2 separate regions of the Homo sapiens genome follow, and region 2 is linked to region 1. A link is a loop called in an ENCODE intact Hi-C map of the cell type or tissue named here. Cell type or tissue: natural killer cell. All regions are shown on one strand. Links, peaks and the distances in the headings refer to the core of each region. The heading gives the core; the rest is flanking DNA. Region 1 overlaps FIRRE (firre intergenic repeating RNA element). Region 2 has its middle 73 kb from the start of ENOX2.

What was found. A loop is a pair of places that touch in the nucleus more often than their neighbours do. Peaks named below come from ENCODE experiments on the same cell type or tissue, not always from the same donor. Only the 100,000 strongest peaks of a DNase experiment are listed, where the experiment ranks them.
Region 2: a loop joins it to region 1, with 17 times the contacts of the local background. A loop is called at or near these places in 11 of 110 quality-filtered maps.

The regions. Positions count from the first base shown.
Region 1 is chrX:131,800,973-131,806,355 of GRCh38, reverse strand. All of the region lies in intron 2 of FIRRE (firre intergenic repeating RNA element), which reads left to right. It also overlaps the pseudogene PNKDP1. Among named protein-coding and RNA genes, the nearest start is that of FIRRE, 27 kb to the left of the region's middle. RefSeq lists enhancers at 2,287-2,787, 2,788-3,288 and a silencer at 3,190-3,239. In natural killer cell, for the core only: no CTCF peak of the experiment used is centred there; a DNase peak (open chromatin) is centred at 3,145.
Region 2 is chrX:130,973,773-130,979,155 of GRCh38, reverse strand. No RefSeq gene overlaps it. Among named protein-coding and RNA genes, the nearest start is that of ENOX2, 73 kb to the right of the region's middle. In natural killer cell, for the core only: a CTCF peak has its summit at 3,048; a DNase peak (open chromatin) is centred at 3,045.

The DNA of each region.
Region 1 (5,383 bases), core at 246-5,245:
CCTGACCCAGTGCTGATGCCAGATGCTTGACAATCCAGGCAAGACCATGATAACAACAACACAGTATATTTGTAGATTCTTTTTTTTTTTTTTTTTTTTTTTGAGACAGAGTGTTGCTCTGTCGCCCAGGCTGGAGTGCAGTGGCATGATCTTGGCTCACTGCAATCTGTGCTTCCCAGTTTCAAGCAAATCTCCTGCCTCAGCCTCCCGAGTAGCTGGGACTACAGGAGCATGCCACCACGCCCAGCTAATTTTTGTAATTTTAGTAGTGACAGGGTTTCACCACGTTGGCCAGGCTGTCTCGAACTCCTGACCTCAGGTGATCTGCCTACCTCAGCCTCCCAAAGTGCTGGAATTACAGGCGTGAGCCACCGCACTTGGCCTTACTTGTAGATTTTTTAGTTATGATAAGTGCTTGTTTTTTAAGCCACTGAGTTAAAAAATAGTTTTTCACAGAGCAATGATTAAATGATATAATAACCAGATTATGGAAGTTCCTTTATATTCGTGGCTTCCTAAAAGTTTATATTGTAAGTGCTGTTGAATTTACCAAATATTTTTATTTTTCTGCATCGAGATGACCATATACTTTTCTCCTTTATTTGGAAAAGTGGTGTATGACATTTAGTCCTTTTGCACTGTTTTAACTCCCTTTCAGTCATGAGATAAATCCAAGTTGATCATAGTTTATTGTCTTTTACAGAACTATGGATTAAATATGCTCATATCTTTCAATTTTTAAGTCTTCACTTATAATTGAAGTGAGTTTGTATTTTTCTCTTCAGTCACAATCTATGTTTGATTTAGGTACCAATGTTATAAAAGTTGCTCAGAATATGTTGGGAAGTAATTCATCTCTATTTCCCCTCTAAAATATTTTGAATAAGATTGGAATCATCTTTTGCTTAAAAATTTATAAAACCGGACGGCATGGTGGCTCCTGCCTGTAATCCCAGCACTTTGGGAGGCCCAGGCGGGCGGATCACCTGAAGTCAGGAGTTCGAGACCAGCCTGGCCAACATGGCGAAACCCCATCTCTACTAAAAACACAAAAATTAGCTAGGCATGGTGGCATGCACCTGTAATCCAGCTACTTGGGAGGCTGAGGCAGGAGAATCACTTGAACCCAGGAGGTGGAGGTTGCAGTGAGCCGGGATCGCACCATTGCACTCCAGCCTGGGCACAAAGAGTGAAACTCCATCTTAAAAAAAAGAAAAAGAATTCATAGAACCAACCTGTAACCATGTGGGATAAGTGCTTGTGTTAAAGGAAAATCCCTAAGTGTGTTTTATTTTTTAATCGTTATACTTCCCTTCAGGCTTTTTCTATCTTCTGCTCTTTGCCACCTGTGAGGTCCCTGAAAATGAAGGCCAATACTACCCAGGTAAGCAAATACCCAAAAGGCCAAAAAGACTGGGTAATCTGGTGTTCCCGTTAATTCTCTCTATTAGAGTTTTAATCTGAGACTTTCTCTTTTGTGAATTCTTTGACACTTTTAAGGAGAATTTTGTATTTCGTCCTATATATTTTGTTTCCATTGGAGAGATATGGAGGAGAAATGGTCCAAATATTATAGCCAACCATAAACAAAAACTGAATTACTCCTAAATCTATTTAACAAGTTGAAATATGACTAAGCTGTTCAGTAATATTTGTCATTTATTTCAATGAATATTTTCCTTAACTTTCTGAGGAAACTAAGTAACTAATTTCAAATGAGAAGAAATACAATGACAACAAACAAAAATAAAGTGAAATAAATTAATGATATGAGAAAGTGCTTGTGTTCCCAGGTTAAAAGATGAAATCATGAGACAACCTTTTAGTAACTTCTGATAGGGGTTTATACGTATTTATATATGTATACTACTCAAAGTGGGCATTTATGGCATGAAGTGATGAGCGGTATCTAAGCCTTCCTCTTAGGGCTCCAAGCAAACAGTTGCCTCTCATTTTACAGAGTCTAACCCCGTAAATGGAGAAAGACTCCTTGAGGGCATGAATATTGACAAAGGCTATCTCCTTGACCAAATTGTAGATAGGCTCCTCTGAGCCCTCTTTTTAACAGCTCATTCTTGAGTCCTGTCTTTGGCTTGCCTAGTCCAGTTTTAATAAGAATCTTAACTCAGTTTGGCAAGAATTCCCCTACCCTTGATGTCTCCTCTCTGTGATGTTCCATGCACTGACCCCCCTCACTCTGCTCCTTGACTATAAATCTCCAGCTGTCTTTGCTATGCTCAGAATGGAGACTGATCTATTTCTCACCTATTGCAATGTCCCTATTGCAGTAGTCTTGAATAGTCTTCCTTATCACTTTAACAGGTGCTGGAATAATTTTCTCTTTAACAATAGCAAGCCAAGTTAAGGAACATGTGGCCTGCTGCCTAGAAATGCCCCAATCCTGCCCTTAATTTTTCAAAATTGTCGTCTTCCTCCTAGGCCTAGCTCCTTGAGACTTGCCCCTAGACGTAAACAATTTGATCATGTAGGGAAAATGCTTGAGATGTAAAACTGAGTTAAGAGCAGAACTGCAAAGACTAGGTTAAGTGGAAATTGAGTTCTTGAAAGATAATATTGCCTGATAAAAGTGGGTGGTTTAGGGTGGGATCTGAACATGGCGGTGGTGGTAGCTGCTAAGGCGCTGAAGGGCCGGGGGGATGGAGGGCAAGAAATGCCCGCGTCCTCCGGGGGATTCTCGCAGGAGCCACAGCTAACAAGGCTTCCCATAACAGGACCCAGGCACTGCAAACCCACAGCTCCCAAGAAGGCAGGGAGGAACCTGAACTCCTATCCCCCGAGATGTAATACATTCCCAGAAAGAGGGGCAAGAACCCCATGAAAGCTGTGGGACTGGCCTGGGCCATCGGCTTCCCTTGTGGTATCCTTCTCTTCATCCTCACCAAGCAGGAAGTGGACAAGGACCGTGTGAAACAGATGAGGGCTCGGCAGAACATGCGGGTGTCCAACACTGGCGAGTATGAGAGCCAGAGGTTCAGGGCCTCCTCCCAACGTGCCCCGTCCACTGTTGTTGGGTCTGGACTGCAGACCTGAGGAACCATGCAACTCTCCTAAACTATTGACTGTGAAGTCCTCAGGTTTGGCCGGGATTCCAGTTCTTGCCTCTGAGGTCCACCAGAGGGCGCACGAAGCCCGGGCTGCTGCCAACCCCTACCCCGCCCCAAACCCAGGAGCCAACCAAAGGCAAATAAAGTTATTGAGTGTTTAGTGGGGGGTGGGGGGGGAAAGTGGGTAGTTTAGGCCCTGGTTTGATTTAAGATGGAAACAAAGGCAAAATTCCAGCAGTATGAGCAGGTCGCCCCAAACTGGGCAAAATGCAAGGCAGCCATGTTTGGTGGCGCCTTTATCTCTGAGTGGCGTTTTTTCACACAGGAAGGGCGGGAGAAGAGTGCCCCAAGGCAGGTTTCCTTGAAAATATGCAGCACTACTGCCCCTGTGAGGAAATCATTTAAAGACAGAATACGCCATTACAGCGTTCTTCCCTTGAGGCCCAGCTGTTGGGGAAGGTCTGGTCTGTGGGTAGGTGGAAGAGGCTGGGGCTTCATGCTGAGCCTCCTTGCCTTCTCCTCTAAGGCCTTAACAGAGAGACCTGGACATTGGTGGTATCTTGGTATAAAACCTGGAGAGTGAGGGGCTTGGAGTGAACCATCAGCTGCCAGGCGGTACTGGCACAGAAGTCGTGGGGCGGGGCCTCACTTCCTCCTGGTGTGGTCAGGACTTGAGGGACCCACTCAAACACAAATGCAAGCTCTTTGGGCATCTGTCTCCTATTCCTGCCCCTTGGAGCAAGAGTTAGCAGGCTTTCACGTGGTACCACCATCCTATGATGAAGGCCTTATTATATACAAGGACTCCTCAAAGAAGCTATGGGACGTTGGTTTCTTGTGGCAGCTGTGTCAGAACACAAAGAACAGGCCAATTCCAGATGACATTGCAGAGGCAAGTGTGCTTGCTGAAGATCTCAGGTCAAACATCTAGATTCACTGCCTGCAGCCAGGAGGAATTGAGGAGAAGTGGGGCCACGTAGTCAAACCAAGAAGTAATGAAACGTCTAAAGGAGTAGATATGAAAAAACAGATGGAGAAGAAGTAATCCAAATATGTTAGCCAAGCATAAACAAAAACTGAAGTATAATTCAATCTAATTTAGATGTTTTACATATGACTAAGCTATTTCAACACAGACAGTGAAAAGGATTGAAAATGAACACATATTTCCAAGTCCTTGCCTGCCAGAGGTGTCATTCCTTGTGATATCACTCTATGACTTCATACATGCCTGTTGTAGAAGGAACATTGCAAAGAAATGTGATTATTTCTAGAAGTGCAAAAATCAGGTGGCAAAAATGATGTCACTGAAGATCATGAAGGAGGACACGTTGGCACATCATCCCTCCACAAAAGCAGCAAGAGCCAGGCATGAACTAGAAAGAAGTGTCGGCCCCGCGCCGTGGCTCACGCCTGTAATCCCAGCACTTTGGGAGGCCGAGGCGGGTGGATCACGAGGTCAGGAGATCGAGACCATCCTGGCTAACACGGTGAAACCCTGTCTCTACTAAAAATACAAAAAATTAGCTGGGCCTGGTGGCGGGCGCCTGTACTCCCAGGTACTCGGGAGGCTGAGACAGGAGAATGGCGTGAACCTGGGAGGCGGAGCTTGCAGTGAGCCGAGATCGCTCCACTGCACTCCAGCCTGGGCGACAGAGCGAGACTCCGTCTCAAAAAAAGAAAGAAAGAAAGAAAGAAGTGTCAGAATCCACTTTTACAGAACTCTAGAGCTTGTCAAAAACTTACAACACCCAGGGAAGCCTTGGTGAAGAAATAAGTGACTGCTTTGTGGTGAGAGAGCAAGAGAGCTGCGGCATTTTAAATTACCTGTCTACCATCCCCCAGCCTCCACAGTGCCTTCAGTATAGCTCCTACCCTCGTGCATAGGTATAATACAGAACTTATTCTCAAAGAATTGTTGCATTCCAGTTTGATCTGTCTTTTGGCTCCCTAAAGGATTGGTGTAAGAGCTTGCTTTTTGTTTTGCCTCACTTGGAGTGTTTCCAAGTTTGGAACAACTCCTGAGGGGCATGTGTTGAAAAAACTTAAAGACACAAGTACTGGCTATAAGAATCTGAGGCAAGGGACAACAGTTAAAATAAACAATAAGCAGATGGAAAAGCATGGGAAGGAAGAGGCTATGAAAGGAAATACTTGGGGGAATAAGAACTTTAAAATGTTCTTGTATACACTAGAGAAATAAGAAAGCCATGCACATGGGCAGGGCTGGACAATTATGCAGAAAATGCCTGAGAAGAGCTTAAGGTCTCAGATCTCACTAGCTTTCAGGCCCCTTGCAAGCTAGAAGTGAAGACTAC
Region 2 (5,383 bases), core at 128-5,127, 830 kb after region 1:
ATAAAGGCACACAGAGTGGTATAATGGACTTTGGAGACTCAGAAGGGGGAGAGTGGGGGCGAAGATAAAAAACCACATATTGGGTACAATGTACGCTACTTGGGTGACGAGTGCACTAAAATCTCACAATTCACCACTATATAACTCATTCTTGCAACCCAAAACCACTTGTGCCACAAAAGTTATTGAAATAAAAACATATTTTAAAAAAGAAAGATCACATAGGTCAGTTATGTGACAGTCTTGAGTAAGCAGCGTTCTGGAGTCAGACACTCTGGATTCAAGCAACTTCTTTGTCACCTACCCAGTTGCTTCACTTTTCTAAGTCTTGGTTTTCTTGTCTATAAAATGAAGTAAAAATAATATGTACTTTGTAGGATTGTTGGTAGGATTAGAAGACACAATTAATGTAAACTACAGTATAACCGTGGGCAAATTACTTAGCTTCTCTCTGCCTCAGTTTCCTTATCTCTAAAGTGGGAAAAATAGTAGTGTCTACCTCATATATAGGAATGTTATGAAAATTAAATAAATTGAAATTTGCAAAGCAGTATAGAAAGATTGGCACAGAGTGTTTGTTAAGTAAGCAAATGTCAGGTGCCTCCTCAATCATTCCACATAGATCTATCAATTACCTACTCTGTGCCAGTCATCTTTCTAGTCAGAAAGGATGTAGAAATGAATAAAATCAACAAGATTCCCTACAGAGTCTAGTGGGGGAAGACAAACAGTAAATAGGCCAGCAATAAAATAAATAAGACAAATATTAAAGTAATGATTTCCAGGAAGGAAATGAAACAAGGTAATAGGAAAGAGAGTAATGGGGGAAAAGGCACAGGGCACCATTCCATAAGGTGGTGTCTTAGTCCATTTAGCGTTACTGTACCATAATACCTTAGATTGGGTAATTTATAAAGAAAAGAGGTTCAGTTATCTCACAGTTCTGCAGGCTGGGTAGTTCAAAGGCATGACCCTGGCTTCTAGCAATACCTTGCATGCTATGTCATAACATGGTTGGGAAGGTCAAAGGGGAAGCAGACATGAGAGGGAAAACCTGAAGGGCATCCAGGCTTTACAACAATCCACTCTTGGGGAAACTAATCCATTCCTGTGGGAACTAATACAGTCTTGCAAGAGCAAGAACTCACTCACTACTGTGAAAACAACACTAAGCCATTCATGAGAGATCTGCCGCCACGACCCACACACCTCCCTCTAGGCCCCACCTCTCAACTCTGCCTCTTTGGGTATCAAATTTCAATGTGAGTTTTGGTGGGGACAAACAATCCATAACTATAGCAGCTAGTCAGGGAAGGCCTTTATTAGGAGGTGACATTTAGCTAACACCCAGGTACAAAACCAGAGACAGATATTGGGAGATAGTCTTCCAGGCAGAGGAAAGAGATAGTGCAAAGGTCCTGAGGTATGGTTGGAATAGTGTAAGGGAGAAACTAGTGGGTGATGAAGGCAAAGAGGGAGACAAGAGGCCTGATCATGCAAGGCCCTGGGGTTCATGTAAAGGAGTTTAAGTTTTATTATAGCTGAATCAGGAAACCAATTTCATAGACCGACCACTTGTTTTATATTTGGCGGAACTGAGGCCCAGTGAGGGGAAGCAATGGTCAAAGATCACACAAAGAATTGGTAGCAAAACTAGGATTATTACTGAGCTTCCCTCATTCTCCAGCATCTTGCACTTTATTCTCAGACATGTCATACCATATCATATGATATCATATAACATTGCAAATTGGCTGAATGCAGTTTCTACGAATGAAACTGATTACCCGAAAATGCATTTCAGGTTATTTATCCAGCAATTCCTACCCTGCACATGCTAGTGCTCAATCCCAGGCCAGCCAGACATTGGTAAGTGCCACAGAGTTTCTGCACAGAGAGGCACTGAAAGTGGCCAGCTCAGCCCTTCCCCTTCCAGCCACCTGAGAAAGAGCAGAAATTTTTGCATTAGTGTAGGAGTCTCATAGGAGGAACCTGAAAGGAATTCCTGCACACAAACAAGAAGATGAAGTATCTGTCCTCTGGAGGTCATTTTGACATGGGGAATTAGGCTGAAGCCTTGTGTGTTCATTCCTTAATCAAGAAGAAGAACATTTATCTGTAAGGAAATGCCATCTCAGATGGTACAGTACAGCTTTAGCCAAAGAAGGGCATCACAGTCCAGCATTAGCCAAAAAATAGCAACAGTTTAGCAGCCTGGACTGCTCGTTCCTTCAGGTTACTGTGGCCATCTCCTTGCTGGCCATAAGAGAGAAATGCTCTATTTTTATAATGCTCCACTAGTTAAATCAAGCCCATCTAAGACATTCTGCCGTTCCCTTTCCCGAGCTTATATAATCTGGCTTTTTCAAAAAAATTCTGACAAATACTTTTTTATAACAAAAAGCAAATAAGTTTAGAGTGCATGAGGGGTAGGAATGATTTAGCTTACAAAATATTGCTTTATGATGTGTTTTCTTTTCTGATTATTTAAATAATATATTTACTTTGTAGACCACTATGAAATTAAAGGACTATAAAGAAGAAATTTAAAATCACCTGTAACTACACAACCCAGCGATAACCATTTGTAGTTTTTAATTGTCCTTTTCTTATGTACAGAAAACATTAAATAATTAAGATTATATTGTATATACAAATGTGTATCTCGTTTTCCTTATTTAAAATTGTGACTTTTCTCAATTCATTAGTCCTATAAAAGTATGATTTCACTAATTGCTATATAATATTCCAATAGAAACATATTTCATAATCTATATAACCCAACCTTTAGTGTAACAATTTACAAAGTGTGAAGACATTAGTAGCGTTTGTTTAAAAAAAAAAAAAGTATAAAAAATGATCCATAGTTGTGAGTTTCAAACCCTGTTTCTAACAGAACTTTACATTTTTTTTAGCATGACTCATCTCAGAGCCTTATTACACTAATGTATATTGGACTCTCGACGGGAATATAGCACGCAGCGTTTCCTGTTTGTATATGCGGAGCATTTTATTGGACTGATGCTCTATAGAACAAACATAGTGAGATACCGCCCCAGTGTGGACATTTAGGATGTTGCAGTATTTCACTCTGCAGTAACCATACTTGGCATGGACATTTTTGTGTATTCATCTGGCTGTTTCCTTAAGAGAGATTCATAGGAAAGAAACTATTGGGCCAAAAAAACACAGAGTTCTGATTCTACCCTAGCTACCTTTTTCTCTGGGTCTCCATGGGCCCCACTCCACAAGGGATCTCAAGAAAAACAGACTCTCAGGTCGACTGAGTATTTTTCTGCTCAGCACAAAGCCTGCCTCATTGTAGTAGAGGTTTGTTGTTTTGTTTTTGGTTTTTCCAAATAAACTATTTTTATTCTAGAACTGTTTTTGGTAAAAGCTGGTAAGATAGTATAAGGAGCTCCCATATACCCAACATCCTGTTTCCCCTATTATTAACATCTTACATTAGTATGGTACATTTGTCATAATTAGTGAACTGATATTAATAATGCATTATAATTAACTAAAGTCCATGCTTAATTTATATTTCCTTAGTTTTTACCTACTGTCCTTTTTCAGTTCCAGGATCCAATCCAGGATACCACATCACATTTGACCATAATATCTCCTTAAGTTCCTCTTGGCTGTGATGGTTTTTTTAGTCACTTCTTGTTTTTGATGACCTTACAAGTTTTGAGTAGTGATGGTTAGGTATTTTGCAGAATGTCCCTCAATTGAGACTTGTCTGATATTTTTTTCATGACCAAACTGGGGTAATGTGTTTTTGGCAGGAGGACCTCAGAGGTCAAGCGACATTCTCATTCACATCATATCACGAGTATACACTATTAATATAACATGTCACTATTGTTGTTAACCTTGATCAACTAGCTTGAGATAATGTTTGTCAAGTTTGTCCATTGTAAGGTTGCTCTTTCTCCCCTTTCCATAATGAATGGAAAGTTACTACACAGTGCCTAGACTTAAGGGGTGGGAGTTATGCTCCATTGTTGAGGTCATTTTTAAATAGAAGCTATAGTTATCTATTTGTGCATCATTCTTTAGATGAATTCTTTGGGCCCATTAAGTATACAGGGTGTCATGGTTGTATTAAATCCAGTCCTTCTCCTCTAAGAACTTAATATCTATTTGGGAACTTTGTCTAGGGATGATATTATACAGGCACAATGTATTATAGCATTGACAACTGCAAATGGTGATTTTCTGGAATTCAGAATCTTCCTCAGGCTATAGAGAAAAGCAGGCATCAAAAAAGTATATGACAATGAAGATATTCACTTGCGAGTAAAACAAGTATAACTGATAAAAGTTATTTTAAAAACGAACAACCATTTAAAAGTCTCTCAAAATTGTCCTAAGGCAAGACTGCAAGTGAGGAAATATTTATTTAAGAAAATCTACTAAATCTTGACAAGAACAGTAAGAGTTTGTTGCACTTGAGCCATAACCCATTCCTTCCATCTCCCCTCCCCAGCTAAGCATGAAAGAAACTTCATTCTGGGTACATAAGGCCAAGATGACAAGGCTTCCTCTCCCTTCAGCTCCCGGTCAAGTGACTCAATATCTCACAGGAGGGCAAGCCACCAGTATTTATCATCACCCCCCACCACTTCACCATGAGTTGCAGAGATGAGTGTAGCCAAGAAAAATGCTGATGTATTCCTTTCTCCACCCAGACACAATCATAGGGCAGAGGCTCTACCCCCAGGTATGAAAGGATAAGAATACTGAGGCACTAATTGTCCTTGCCCCATCTCACTCATAGGGCAGAGGTTCAATTCTGGGAGAGCCAAGCTGAGAAAACCTGAGTCTACTGCCCCTGCCAAACAGCCTCGTCATAAAGCATGAATATCATTCCAAGAAAAGTGGGCCACTGTCCTTGCACCCAGCTCTGGAGTTGTGGCTCACAGATTTTGGCTCAGCAGCAGAGGCAGGTCATAAGGACAGACAGCTCTGAAGCTCTCCCTAAAGTAAATAACTTTATTTGAAACAGACTGGAGAAGTTCAAACCTAAGGGCACTTTCAAAAACAATGGATATTTGGTGGTAAGCAATTAAGAAGAGGCTGAGAATTCTCTTAATTAAGATCAACCACTTAAAACATAGGCAAACTAGCTCACCAGAGAGAACCAGAGAAGGAGACAGCAAAGATGAACCCTCCTGAGATCTGAACAAACCTCAAAGACTTGCCTCAAGTACTATCTGTGAAAAGGGTCCTAGATTTAATTGGATTTATCTGTGAAACAATTTATATCCCAGGACTTTGTCAAAAACAATAAAGCAATCACCCAGCAAGTAGTGAAACTTCGCAGCTGGGTATGATTCCAAACAATGCACATAGCTTGACAGAGAGATGGAGAAAG